4 separate regions of the Homo sapiens genome follow, and all the other regions are linked to region 1. Evidence: chromatin contacts called from ENCODE Hi-C or POLR2A ChIA-PET data. All regions are on one chromosome and are shown on one strand. The core of a region is the stretch at or near the end of the contact, and the rest is flanking DNA. Distances in the headings are between cores, read along the strand shown.

What was found. Hi-C counts contacts between places; a loop is a spot of excess contacts on that map. ChIA-PET counts read pairs that join two places held with the same protein, here RNA polymerase II (POLR2A). Pooled maps may share reads with other maps.
Region 2: a loop to region 1 is called in a map of B cell, with 7 times the contacts of the local background. The contact joins two enhancer-like sites. A Hi-C loop is called at or near these places in 4 of 168 maps with a recorded cell type or tissue (B cell, MCF 10A, OCI-LY7 and 1 more), 1 of 37 single-sample maps with no recorded cell type and 7 of 50 pooled maps. POLR2A ChIA-PET finds 5 or more read pairs at or near these places in 5 of 52 experiments (BJ, Caco-2, H1 and 2 more).
Region 3: a loop to region 1 is called in a map of PC-9, with 8 times the contacts of the local background. The contact joins two enhancer-like sites. A Hi-C loop is called at or near these places in 2 of 168 maps with a recorded cell type or tissue (PC-9 and ascending aorta) and 6 of 50 pooled maps. POLR2A ChIA-PET finds 5 or more read pairs at or near these places in 3 of 52 experiments (BJ, Caco-2 and H1).
Region 4: a loop to region 1 is called in a map of PC-9, with 2.6 times the contacts of the local background. The contact joins the promoter of PKD1L1 here to the enhancer-like site in region 1. A Hi-C loop is called at or near these places in 3 of 168 maps with a recorded cell type or tissue (OCI-LY7, PC-3 and PC-9) and 4 of 50 pooled maps. POLR2A ChIA-PET finds 5 or more read pairs at or near these places in 3 of 52 experiments (B cell, OCI-LY7 and Panc1).

The regions. Positions count from the first base shown.
Region 1 is chr7:47,817,545-47,821,032 of GRCh38, forward strand. All of the region lies in intron 46 of PKD1L1 (polycystin 1 like 1, transient receptor potential channel interacting), which reads right to left. PKD1L1-AS1 (PKD1L1 antisense RNA 1) reads left to right here. Exons shown (of 4, transcript NR_161269.1): 3 at 482-651; 4 at 1,963-2,303. Among named protein-coding and RNA genes, the nearest start is that of PKD1L1-AS1, 24 kb to the left of the region's middle. Within about 2 kb of position 1,932, at least 3 of the 41 ENCODE cell types and tissues checked have a DNase peak (open chromatin) inside an H3K27ac peak, as active enhancers do; they include PC-9 and Panc1, where a contact is called at or near this core.
Region 2 is chr7:47,670,436-47,673,923 of GRCh38, forward strand. No RefSeq gene overlaps it. Among named protein-coding and RNA genes, the nearest start is that of LINC02902, 17 kb to the left of the region's middle. RefSeq lists an enhancer at 1,759-2,637. Within about 2 kb of position 1,901, at least 3 of the 41 ENCODE cell types and tissues checked have a DNase peak (open chromatin) inside an H3K27ac peak, as active enhancers do.
Region 3 is chr7:47,689,624-47,693,111 of GRCh38, forward strand. No RefSeq gene overlaps it. Among named protein-coding and RNA genes, the nearest start is that of LINC02902, 36 kb to the left of the region's middle. Within about 2 kb of position 1,773, at least 3 of the 41 ENCODE cell types and tissues checked have a DNase peak (open chromatin) inside an H3K27ac peak, as active enhancers do; they include PC-9, where a contact is called at or near this core.
Region 4 is chr7:47,946,835-47,950,322 of GRCh38, forward strand. It overlaps PKD1L1 (polycystin 1 like 1, transient receptor potential channel interacting), which reads right to left and starts at 1,632. Exons shown (of 57, transcript NM_138295.5): 1 at 1,563-1,632. The coding sequence starts at 1,606.

The DNA.
Region 1 (3,488 bases), core at 682-3,181:
ATAATCTGTATATACTATAAATGTGTTCGAAAATTTCCATATGGCTGGGCACGGTGGCTCAGGCCTATAATCCTAGCACTTTGGAAGGCCGAGGTGAGTAGATCACTTGAGGCCAGGAATTTGAGACCAGCCTGGCCAATATGGCTAAACCCCCGTCTTTACTAAAAACACTAAAATTAGCCAGACATGGTGATGGGCGCCTGTAGTCTCAGCTACTTGGGGGGCTGAGGCAGGAGAATTCCTTGAACCCGGGAGGCAGAGGCTGCAGTGAGCCGAGATCGCGTCACTGCACTCCAGCCTGGGCAACAGAGCAAGGCTCTGTCTCAAAAAAAAAATTTCCATAGCATGTATGAGTAAAAGTCTAGTGAATTAATTTATCTGACTGGTTTTATTTCTTTTTTCTTACGAAGAAATGATCTCTTATCCTTTCAAGTATTTGATCTTCATTGGTTTATACATCTTTAGAACTTAATCTTTGCAGGTCTTTTATTGGGTGCTGGTTCTTAACTCTGGACTTCTCTACAAGTTTTGTCAAACTATCAAATGCAGAGCAAATTGGAGGCCTGCCAGAGCACCCAGAGGGTGGAATGAAGCAACAGAGAGGCATCAGGAAAGGAGAACACAGATGGAGACAGAGATGGGAGGCATAAGGTGAGCAGATACATCTCTGCAAATATTCACGCCAAAGGAAAGGAAGAATGAGCCAGGGGGCACAGAGATGCAGTGAAAAGGGCGGGAGGGTAGGAAAGAGGCAAAGGATGGCTGGAGGTGAATTTTCAACAGAGGAAAGTGTTGAGCATCTGCTGTGGGAAGCAAGATGATTTGACGACAAACATTGTACATTTATAGCAACTAATATGATCCATTTTCTGTGTTTTTAAAGAATAAAGTATAGACATTATAGCCATGTTGAGTTTGCACCACTTTCGGGGAAATGGTATCACTTCTTGACACTTGCTTCCCTATTGGAATAACATTAAGAAACTAAGTTAAAAAGCCCTGAAAATAACCCAAAGCCAAAAGGCCCAATGGCCAGACTGCAGACATCTCACACCTCACTCCTGGCACACCCAAAGTGCAGGTAGTGAACCAAATGAGCCAGGAGTATTCTGGCCCTGTCTGTATTAGTTACCGCAATTATATAAAATAAGCCCACAAAGCTGGCTAAACAATGCAAAAGATAAAATCAGCTGTTATTTTACTTTTATGGCACTTGGATAGAACGCTTGCTTCATTGATTGGTGCTTTATTTGCTGGTTTATTTTTTGTTTTATTATTTTTTTTTGGAACTTCATGAAGTCTTTCATAAGTTCAGAAACACTTCAAATACAACTTAAATATGGCAAAATCCAAGAACGCAATGACTACTCAGTAGTCCAGTTCCCTCCCTTTATAGATGAAGATGCTAAGTCCGAGCACTTGCCAGAGTCACCTGGCAACCAAACATGAGTTGGGGGCCCAGTCTCGGAACTCTGTTTCATCCATTTCCACTCCTGGGCTTATTTAGCTTCTCTATCTGGAATGCTAGTAAATGCCAAACCCTAAGTTGTTGTTGATGTTTCAGGATTAGGTATTGGGGGCTAGGGGGTGAGACGGAGAGGGTCCACTTTAAACATTCCATTACCAACCAGGATACTTGAATATCCCTGCCTGGTGGCCAGAGCACCCAGAGGCAGTGAGGTTTTGCATCCCTATGGGAAACATAAGGTCTATGTAAATCCAGGAGTTGTGAATGTGAGCACATCAATCTCATGTGCACCTGAGAGATCTCACAAACATTATCTCAGCTGCGATATTTCTGATTTGAATATCAAGAAGCAACAATTCATATGAGAAATATGTCAAATAATGTTGACTTGTGAAATGTGAGATGAAAAATAAACTAGCAAAAGCCAGAGGTTTTTCATGTTTAGATTTCCATTTCCATTGAGGACCCAAATTATCACTTTGTTTTGCACACAGCACCACCTACTGGCACAGGCTGTGCACTTGCACGGATAGGAGAGCTGAAAAGTTGGTCATGGATGGAAATAACTGCTGGTTTCACAAATGAGGAGGCAGAAAATTCCACTTAATTTCACTATTACAATGCTCAGCAGAAAAAAAAAAACAAAACAACTTGGATTACTGAGCTACAGAACACCCAGACTCATAGCACTGGGACTTCCAGGTCTTACCTTACGAGTGGGTCACAACACTGACAAAGGGGACAATATCCATTAGCCATTATCTTGCTGCGTATGAATAACCCTCTCTCACAAAAATAAAGATAAATATGTTCTGAAATAATTGATAAGATTAAATTGACTTTCCAGCCACTCACTTCTGCCAAAAAATCCAACCAAAAAGTATTTACGTCAAATTGAATTACTTAGTCAAAGGCAACAAACACACTGATAGAGTTGCTGCATAAATGTGTCTTTAAATATTCACCAGAGTAAATAAGGTAACTCCTGGAACACACTGAATTATTGTATTTACCAGCATTGAAATCATAGCAAAGAACCAATATTATTTCATATCATGCACTTTATAATTCAAAGCCACACTGCCTTGAAAGGACTATCAGACTGACTGTTTGTGGCAGGTGAAAATAAAGCCTAACCATGGATTCAAGAACAACTCTCAAAAAAAAGAAGACTACATTAAATGCACCTGTTGATGACAATATGCATCCCAATTTTAGAAGCACTGAGACATGGAAAAGAAATATGACACAACAAAATGCTATCATGCTTGCCTTTGCCTGGTGGTATCACGGAAATTTTTCTGCTTTACACTTTTCAGTTCTGCTAGATTTACCTATGATCAACATCTACTACTTATAGAAAGAAGGAGGAAGAAGCAAATGAACAGCTTGAGAAATGATCAAGAACTTGAGAGGTGTTAGAAACTGAAGGCCGGGCGTAGTGGCGCACACCTGTAATCCCAGCACTTTGGGAGGCCGAGGCGGGTGGATCACTTGAGGTCAGGAGTTCAAGACCAGCCTGACGAACATGGTGAAACCCCATCTCTGCTAAAAATACAAAAAAATTAGCCAAGCGTGGTGGCACATGCCTGTAATCCCAGCTACTTGGGAGGCTGAGGCAGGAGAATCGCTTGAACCTGGGAGGTGGAGATTGCAGTGAGCTGAGATGGCGCCATTGCACTCCAGCCTGGGTGACAAGAGCAAAACTGTCTCAAAAAGGAAAAAAAAAAACTGTTAGAAATTGAGTGTCAGTTATTACGAACTGCAACCATAGGCTTTGATAGAAGAACTCTGAGGTCTCCAGCAAAAAAGAAACTGCAAGACCCTGTTTTGGCACAGAACTTAAAATTCCTTCAAATATCCTTGTTTTGCTATTTACCCCAAACGAGATGCTAAGAACGTGTCCAAAGTCTGTGAATGGAAGGGGGTTTTATTACTACCAGGGAAATGGTGACAATCTTTCCAGTATTTCATATGTGGGATGTGAAACATGGGGAAGGTGCACACAGGCTATGGAATA
Region 2 (3,488 bases), core at 651-3,150, 150 kb before region 1:
CTCACACCTGTAATCCCAGCACTTTGGGAGGCCGAGGCAGGTGGATTGCCTGAGGTCAGGAGTTTGAGACCAGCCTGGCCAACATGGTGAAACCCCGTCCCTACTAAAAATACAAAAAAATTAGCCAGGTGTGGTGGTTCATGCCTGTAATCCCAGCTACTCGGGAGGCACAAGGCAGGGGAAAATGCTTAAACCCAGGAGGTGGAGGTTGCAGTGAGCTGAGATCGCGCTACTGCACTCCACCTTGGGTGACAGAGTGAGACTCTACCTCAAAAAAAAAAAAAAAAAAAACCAAAAAACAAAACAAACAAAAAAACAAATATGTAAAAACAGGGAGGGCCCCAGTGTGCTTGTTAACATGCATATGAGAGCGCCAGTTTGCAAAGCAGGTACAGCCCAGGCGGGCACTGAGCAGGATTCACAGCTGGGTCCAGACGCCTTCGCTCCCCACAGATGACACCTGCAGCGAGACTCTGCTGACCTTGAACTTCAAGCTCTGTGCTTCCACTTTTGACATTCATTTGTTTCTTAGCCTAAACTTGACACTTCCTTTTAGCAATATGCAAATTCAAGGCTGTCACAGCACAGCATCTGGAAAGTTACAACAGCAGCCCATTGGCGGTGATGGTGGGATTGTGTAGGGCTTACATTTTTTAACTTCCTTGAGTATATTTTTTGAGTTTTCCACAACAGGCATGCATTGCCTAGGAATGAGGAAAATCCAACGTCTTCCTCAGGAACCCAGGCTTCACCCATCTACGTGTCCTCTCTTCTACAAAATGGGGCTTACATGAACACTCTCCTCACCAGGCTTACTAAGGGCTTAGCTTACAGACATTATTGAGCATCTTCTGTGTACCAGAGGTTGGGGGCACGGGAGGAGTCAGATGTGGACCCTGCCCTTTAGGGTCTAGTGCAGAAGAGAGGTTTCCATAGGCAACTAGAATTCAAAACGGCATGCACGGCGGTGGAGTGAGGGGAGGGCTCTGGGGGGGCTCCGAAGGGGTAGATAGGCCGGAGTCTGCCAGATTGGAGGCCAGGGCCTTCTAAGCATCAGAACACATAGGCATACGTGGAAGGTTGAGCCATGGCATTTGGGAACCCGCCTAACCCCCCGGGGCTGGGCACAGAGTCCAGGGAGCACACAGCCTGGGGGTCGGGGAGAGAACGAAGGGACAGCACTTGGTCCCTCGGGGTGTGCATCAAGCTCAGCTGCTGAGATCTATGGATCCCAGTTCTGGCTGCGCTTTATTTTTATTTATTTATTTATTTATTTATTTATTTATTTTTTTGAGACGGAGTCTCCCAAGCTGGAGTGCAGTGGTGCCGTCTCTGCTCACTGCAACCTCCGCTTCCCAGGTTCAAGCAATTCTCCTGCCTCAGCCTCCCAAGTAGCTGGGATTACAGGCCCCCATCACCATGCCTGGCTAATTTTTTTTCTATTTTTAGTAGAGTCGGGGTTTCACCTTGTTGGCCAGGCTGGTTTTGAACTCCTGACCTCAAGTGATCCACCCATCTCGGCCTCCCAAAGTGCTGGGATTACAGGCGTGAGCCACCGCGCCCGGCCTGGCTGTGCTTTAGAGTCCCCCGCAGTGTCGGTGGTGAGCTCAGTGCCCAGGCCTGACCCAGATTCATCAAACCACACTGTTAGAGCAAGACTGGCCTGGATGGTATGGGAATTTTTTTTGTTAGTGTTCTCAAGTCTACAAAAGCTCTGGTTATAGGCAAGGCTGAATGACCTACTATTTGGGGAGCTTTGTGTAATTGAATGAAAGCTAAAAAGATTCATGTTGGTAAAAAGAAAATCCCAGAGGGGCTGCACCACGTTCTAGCAATGTTTGAGGGAGCCAGTGTCTCCGCAGCCTCACCCGCGTGTGGTGTGGGTCCTGTTTTTCATGTTAGCCATGAAGATAGGTGAGCAGCAATATCTCATGTGATCTGATCTTCCACTTCCTTAAAGGCCCCACTGATGCCTTTTCATTTGCTTATTTGGCACCTGTATGTCCTCTTTGGTGAGATGCCTCTTCATGCCTTTTGGCCACACTGAGAGTTCCTTTTCCTTGCCTCTCACAGTGATATTTGGAAAACAAATGAGTGGTGGTTGCTAGGGGTTAGGGCTGTGAGGGAGGAGAGGGTTATACCTCTAAAGAGGTAGCAGGAGGGAGAGCTATGTGGCAGTGGGACACTTCTGTGCCTGGATTGCAATGGTAACACAAATCTTCACGTGTGATAAGATGACATAGAACTACACCCACACACTGAAGCAGCGCCCATTTTCTGGCTTTGACATTGTGCTATAGTTATGAAAGATTGGGGGAACTGGGTGAGGCGTGTATGGGCGTTCTCTCTGCTATCTTTGCAAGTTCCTGGGGATCTACAATTATCTCCAGATACAAAAATTAAAAAGAAAAGTCAGTATCGATCAGTCTGAGAGTAGAAGTTTCATTAACCTATAATTGCTATTTTACTTTTTCCTCCCAATTGATTAGTTGTTTGTTCTCACACAGCCAGACCACATCATATAACATTTAGGTTCTGACTATGTTCCTTGAAGAAAATATACACTCATCATGTGGGGAAACAATGGTGACGTTTCACCTAAGGAATGTGAAGATGGAAATCAAAGTTTTCTCCCAATCAGGTAACTGAGAAAGGCAGGAGGCCATAGAAGCAGCCGCCTCAGCCCCATGGGTCACATCTGTGCTGAGTGACAATCTGTGTCTTAATGAGAAGCAATAAAGGCTAATTATCCCCAGGGTTTGACAGGTCTTTCTCAACACTTCTGCATAAAAAAGCAAGGCCACCCAGTTGGTCTCTGGATTGCAGCCTGCAAGAATCCCATGGTGGTGTTTAAACAAACGAGAAAGAACACATCAAAGGGGCATCTTACAAAGGCCCAGGAGAAACCAAAGGGACCTGGTGGCCTGAGTCCCCAGCTAGAAAGACAGATTGAATGGTCATTGCAAAGGGTAGGCTTGAAGGGGATAATGTGTGGCCATATGGAATAAAAGGAACCTCATCTCATCGGCCATCCATCACTCCCCTCCAACAGGAACAGGTGGGTGATGGACAAAGGCTGTAGATACAGGTGCGTTTCTACCCCACCAAATTAACCTAAGAAAAAGCACGGTAGGAATGAAATTAGGCATTGCACCATTTATCTAATTTACATTTAGTGCCTTAAGAGCCTGTGAATGAACACTGGTTTATGCAGTCTGTTCACTCCGTTTTCAGTGGATTGCTGCAGAAGTAGCCTCTGATTTTATGGGGGCCTGCACACGCTGGCTCCTGCAGTCTTAGGGCCTGGTCTGAGGAGGGGCCCGGAGAGTGTGGAAGGATGAAAAATGGAGCAACCCGGGCCAGGTGCAGTGGCTTACACCTGTAATCCCAGTACTTTGGGAGGCCAAGGCAGGTGGATCACAAGGTCAGGAGATCGAGACCATCCTGGCTAACATGGTGAAACCACGTCTCTACTAAAAATACAAAAA
Region 3 (3,488 bases), core at 523-3,022, 130 kb before region 1:
GAATTTATCAATGTTGTTGATTGAATGTAGTTCATTCATCCTCATGAGTGTAGAGTGTGCCTTTCCAGGAATAAGCTACTTTCTGTTTATCATTTACTGCTGAGGGAACATTTGGGTTCTTTCCAGCGTTGGACTTCTACACACAGTGCTTCGTTGGTTCCCGTGGCCTGTGTGCCCGGACTTCTCATGTGCAGGCCTTGGATGAGAAGCATTGTGTCAACAGGTATCCAAAGAAGATAATGCTGAACTGCTTTTCAAATGGCTGCACCATTTATGTTCCAGATACTCCCCATCCTCCCCAGCATTGTCAGATATCTGGAAGGTTTCTGAGAGTTTCTCATGATGGTGCATGCAGAAATAGCTGACACATAGTAGACATTTAGTATTGTTTGTGGAGGGGCAGGGAATGATGGCTCACGCCTGGAATCCCAGCACTTTGGGAGGCCAATGTGGGCAGATCATTTGAGGTCAGGAATTTGAGACCAGCCTGGCCAACATGGCACAACCCCATCTCTACTAAAACTACAAAATAAAATAAAATTAGCCACTGTGGTGGCACACGCCTGTAATCCCAGCTACTTGGGAGGCTGAGGCAGGAGAATCGCTTGAACTAGGGAGGTGGAGGTTGCAGTGAGCCGAGATCCATCACTGCACTCTAGCCTGGACGACAGATCGAGACTGTCTCAAAGAAAAAAAAAAGTGTCTTGCAGCTCTATTTATTATGAGTGTAATTAGTTATATAATTACTTATATCTCATTAAATATATATTGTATAGCTATACATTAGTAGCTTAACAGTATATACTATACATATAGTTTCATACAGTTCTATTTATTATCAATTATATATTAGTTATTTGTCAGTTATACATGTTAGCTCTATGATGAGTTATTTTAGGTAGCTAAAGTATTTTAGTGAGTATAGACAGCCTACTTTGACTCTGCATCTTGTTTTTCATTTGTAAAATAAAGATAATAATCCTTGGGCCGGGCGTGGTGGCACATGCCCATAATCCCAGCATTTTGGGAGGCCGAAGTGGGTGGATCACCTGAGGTTGGGAGTTCGAAACCAGCCTGACCGACGTGGTGAAACCCCATCTCTACTAAAAAAACAAAAAATTAGCCAGGCACGGTGGTGCACGCCTGTAAACCCAGCTACTTGGGAGGCTGAGGCAGGAGAATCGCTTGAACCCAGGTGGCAGAGGTTGCAGTGAGCCGAGATCATGCTACTGCGCTCCAGCCTGGGAGAGAGAGTGAAACTCCATCTTAAAAAAATAAAAATAAAAATAAAAATAAATAATAATAATTCCTGCCTCATAGAGTTGTCATAAGAATTAAATAAGCAATCAGACAGATTTCTGGTACATCATAAACATTTTAACAAATGTTTATTTCCTTGTCTTAAATAATAACTGTAGAACACTGCTGAAAGGGCTGCTTATCAGAGTTGCCTGATTTAATGTTAGCTAAGGGCATTCACCTTGCCATTCATGTGCTTCAAACTACTCTAATCTAGAGGATTGTGTAATCTATTTAAAATCTTATTTTCATTTAAGAAAACTGTTAACTTCTCTCTCTGTTACTTTGCCTTGAAAAATATTTTTAAAATGTGTGCTACCAAATAACTCATGAGTCATCCATCGTTTCTTACAGTGACCCATCTGGAGAGAGTGACTTTTAAAATGTGTGAATGTTCCAGGATCACGACACCCTGGAATTCAGGATGGCCAGGACTGCAGCCCCCTTTTGTGAGGTTTCCGAAGCAGACTTGGGCCTGCAGGCCAGATGGACACAGCAGGCCTTTGCTTTCTATGCACCACCAGAAAATGCTTGATGATTCACTGGCTTTCTTTGAATCAAATGTAGATTATACAGAGCTGTTAAGTGTGGACTTTTTTTTTTTTTTGACAGAGTCTCATTCTGTCACCCAGGCTGGAGTGCAGAAGTGGTGCGATCTCGGCTCACTGCAAGCTCCGCTTCCCGGGTTCCTGCCATTTTCCTGCCTCAGCCTCCCGAGTAGCTGGGACTACAGGCACCTGCCACCATGCCCAGCTAATTTTTTGTATTTTCAGTAGAGATGGGGTTTCACTGTGTTAGCCAGGATGGTATCGATCTCCTGACCTCATGATCCGCCCGCCTCAGCCTCCCAAAGTGCTGGAATTACAGGCGTCAGCCACGGCGCCCCACCAAGTGTGGAATATTTTTAAGACAAAGGATATGATTTTTTTAACCTGTATCTTTGATGTGTAGTTTTTGACCATTAAATATGACCTTTTTTGATCTTATATTTAAAAAGATGCGCTGGCTTATATTAGACACAAGTAGAAAATTTAACTTTTCCAAGAGCAACACATAATTTTTAGTCATGGTTTGCTCATATTAAACATATGGTTACTGTATTACTAAAAAATATCAAAGTAATTTATGACTTTTAGAAAATCCACAATGCTGGTCCTTATTAAAAAAAGCATCAGGGTGAAGGTTACTGGAAGGAGTGCTCTTTTGCAGTTATTTGTCTTTGGATATTTTTAACATCTTTCATTACAGAAAGCTAAGTAGAAGTAGACAAGGAACATTTTGTCCTTGAGTCTAAAAATATGATTTTCCCCTTTCTTTCAAATTTTGAAGACTTTAACATCTCATAGTTTCTTTTTTAATGAAATCATTTAAACATAAAGTCACTGGAATATTTTTAATGAGCCATTTCAAAGAACTAATGAATTAAAATAACTTTCTGTTTCTCATCTTAACTGTTCTTTCCCTGACTGTAGAATTATTATTTGGAAAGTGGAAAGACTGGCCGGGTGCATTGGCTCACGCCTGTAATCCCAGCACTTTGGGAGGCTGAGGTGGGTGGATCATGGGGTCAGGAGATCGAGACCATCCTGGTTAACACGGTGAAACCCTGTCTCTACTAAAAAATACAAAAAATTAGCCGGGCGTGGTGGCAGGCGCCTGTAGTCCCAGCTACTCGGGAGGCTGAGGCAGGAGAATGGCGTGAACCCGGGAGGTGGAGCTTGCAGTGAGCCGAGATTGTGCCACTGCACTCCAGCCTGGGTGACAGAGCAAGACTCCGTCTCAAAAAAAAAAAAAAGAAAAAAGAAAGTGGAAAGATTAAATCTTGGCAGGAGGGAAAGATAGAAGTTGGGGAGAGCTATGTGTAAGGTGATAAAGTTCTGGAAGATGTGAATGGGGAAGAGACAGTCCAGTGGAAGGCCCAAAAGCCCGATTCTCTGAGGCACAGTACCAAATCTCTTCCACTGTCTAGATCTGGAAACCCACTGGGTATCTGTCCTTAGAAGGACACACTACCAACTTTTCAGTCCTCATTTAAGGCGTTGGGAATGTCTTTACCTCTTCCTGACACTGTAGTCTTCGTGATGTTGGGGACCTCAGCCTCACCTGGGACGTTGCCTGCTTGTCTGGTAGCTCCTCTCTGGGCTTTTACTCCAGCACCCTTAGTCCTGGGCTGATTCCCCCTCCTGCCT
Region 4 (3,488 bases), core at 382-2,881, 130 kb after region 1:
TTACAATGGCTAGTGCGTGCATGAACTAGTTGGTCTGCAAGTACAAGATGTATAAATATACAGGGGAAAAAACATCAAGTCAGCGACTTCCGCTCCTCAGCTTTTCTTTCCTTTCTAAGGGCAAAGGGGTAATTCCTTGCAATTCCCTGACTGATAAGAGTGAAGGTCAAATTGGGCCAACATCAAGGCTCTGGGAGTCTGCAGGAGCATGGGCATTTGGAATAAAAGAAACATGAGGTAACCAGAAAAAATAAGGGAAAAAATTGTAGCCAAAATCAGACAATGCTTGGCAGCAGTGAGTGACATAAGGCAAAGAAATTTCCAAGCATGAATGTGACCAACCCCGTCAACACGTGCAGCCTCATTTTCTCATCCTGGTTTGCTTTGGGTTTCTTTGATAAAATGATGGTGATGGCACAAAGACAGTAAGCTAACAAAGGCAGAAATGCTGACAGCAAGCATTCATCAAGGATACTGATTTTTATAACGACCCTCTGGAGTTTACAGATGTGACAACAGGGGTACTCAGATTTTCAGGATGAGAAATCTGGGGGTGAGGAGGTAAAGTGACCTGCAGTGGCGGGGTACCCCACTGGGCAAGATCTGCAGGCACAGGCTCCCATCATGCCAGGCCAGGGGACAGCGGTGACCCACCTGGGTCCTTACCACATCCCACAGGCAGGTCACCTTGCTGGCCTCACGCCCAGGAAAGGGGGCATGGAGGTTTGCACCATGTCACACTGCCATGAGACAGTCAACAGCAGAGCACACAGGCTGCCCAGCCTCAACAACACATGGGTGCTGGCGCGCACAGAGCATGGGGAAGAGGGTTTAGAAATAAGACCCATGGAGGCTGGGTGCGGTGGCTTATGCCTGTAATCCCAGTACTTTGGGAGGCCAAGGCGGGCAGATCACAAGGTCAGGAGATCGAGACCATCCTGGCTAACACAGTGAAACCCCGTCTCTACTAAAAATACAAAAAATTAGTCGGGCGTGGTGGTGGGCGCCTGTGGTCCCAGCTACTTGGGAGGCTGAGGCAGGATAAATGGCATGAACCCAGGAGGCAGAGCTTGCAGTGAGCCAAGATCGCACCTCTGCACTCGAGCCTGGGCAACAGAGAGAGACTCCGTCTCAAAAAAAAAGAAATAAGACCCCTGGGCCAAGACCCCATGATCTCTTCCTGTGCCAGGTTTCTCCTGGTCTCCATGCAAGGGACCTAGCAGACAAGCAGATAGCTTAACTTTGTCTACTACCAGGCAGCAGAAAGTCCTCGAACTTGGAAGGTATCCTGCATTTGCAGGAAGAGCAATCAGCACTTCTCATGGCTGAAGGCATCCGCTTGGAGGAGTCTTCTCAAAAGCCTTCAGGAAAAAACTCCATTCTCAACACCAACTCCAACCTCTGAACTGACCCCGCCGGCCAAATGCACCCTCCTGGTACAGGGCCTCCACTCGTGCCAGAGTGAGCCCACATCCTAGAGGTGATGACTTTTGAAAGAAAATTTCTGAATGCATACTTTAAAATCAAGCTTACCAAACCCTCTGAGAACAGTGATAACTCACCTTTCCTGGTCATCAGAAATGTTCTGGGCTGCCTCCTCGGCCATGTCCTGTGCAAGCTGGTCACAAGTATGACAGTCAGCAGACCAGCTTCTTCCTACATCCTCTGGAAGACAAAGAAATAGAGCTTAATGCTTCCAGCTTCTGTACTTGTGACCTCTTATCAGGACACACATCAAACACAGAGGGAAAAATCCAAACTCCAGTAACATTTTCCCAAGCAGAAACAGCTTTTGTTTTCCTAACACTGTCAGACAAATTCCTTCCTAAGAAGTGTGCTTTTGACAGACGTGGTGGCTCATGTCTGTAATCCCAGCAATTTGGGAGGCCAAGGTGGGTGGATCACTTGAGGCCAGAAGTTTGAGACCAGCCTGGCCAATATGGTGAAACCCCGTCTCTACTAAAAATACAAAAATAGCCAAGTGTGGTGGCACACATCTGTAATCCCAGTTACCCAGGAGGCTCAGGCGAGAGAATTGCTTGAACCTAGGAGGTGGAGGTTGCAGTGAGACGAGATTGCACCACTGTGCAATAGAGTGAGACTCTGCCTCAAAAACAAAATGAAACAAAACAAAACAAAACAAAAGTGTGTTTTAGGTAGGGATCTTTGTGGCTGCCTGAAACAGATCACTACTCAAGGGAGAGACTGTACATGGAAGCTGAGAGAAGTCTGAGAATAAAAAGCTGTAACTGTTGGCTGGGCGCGGTGGCTCACGCCTATAATCCCAACACTTTGGGAGGTCGAGGTGGGCGGATCACGAGGTCAGGAGCTCGAGACCAGCCTGGCCAGCATAGTGAAACCCCGTCTCTACTAAAAATACAAAAATTAGCCAGGCATGGTGGCACGCACCTGTAGTCCCAGCTACTCGGGAGGCTGAGGCAGGAGAATTGCTCGAAACCGAGAGGCGGAGGTTGCAGTGAGCCGAGATCGTGCCACCACACTCCAGCCTGGGCAACAGAGCGAGGCTCTGTCTCAAAAAAAAAAAAAAAAAAAAAAAGCTGTAACTGTCCACAACTGCACTGGGGAACAGGATACCTTCCACAAGAGCAGAAGAGCATTCCTAAGGAAGGCTGGCAAGGCACACACTAGGCGCACTCTGTCTTACGGCAGAACCTAGGAATGATCTGGTTCCGAACCTCCTGCACCTCTCCTTGTTTGCAACTGGCGGGTCAGACTGAGTTCTCTCCATTACGAAACATTTTCTCTTATATTTTTAAAGCACTTGTTAGTTGTCTTAGTTCTTTATACCAACATTTAAACCTTCAGAGATTTTAGAAAACTTAATGTTTTACTCAGAACACTAGATATTTTTTCTCTCCACTCTGAAGAGAGTGATACCAAGAAGAGTGGGAACGTTTTCAGGCACAAGCTCTTTCTCAGATGGGAACACAGACCCCTTGAACAATGATGAACCAAGCTACGGGTGTCCGGCCTTGGATCCTGTGTTTTCTGGAACTTTGCTGCCAATGAGGTGAGTAACCAGAGCCCTGTGGTGGGTTAAGGGGCCTGCTGTTGACCTAACACACCTGTCTCCTGGGGCCTGCTGCCACCTCTGCTCTTCTCACACTGCCTTGTCAGTGCCTCTGGCTTTGTCCCCACTGTGCTTGTTGTGAGTAAATCTCAGATTTGGGGGAAATGCATACTTTCCAATTTCATTAGCAATACACTTTCAAATGCGCCTGTGACCAAGAAAAGGATAAACTGCAAACTGCAGTTTGTAAACGAACAAAATCCCTTCTTTCTGAAGCCCCTGTGATTTGCTCTGACACCTTCCTGTCAAATCTAAACAGAGTCCACTGGGTAAAGACACCTGTGCAACCCTGCCTGCTGGGCTGGCATCCATACCCACACGCACACCTGGATGCTCTGACCTTGCTGCTGCCTGTTCCTTCCTTGTGGGGCTGGACATCCTGAGAACAGGGCCTACA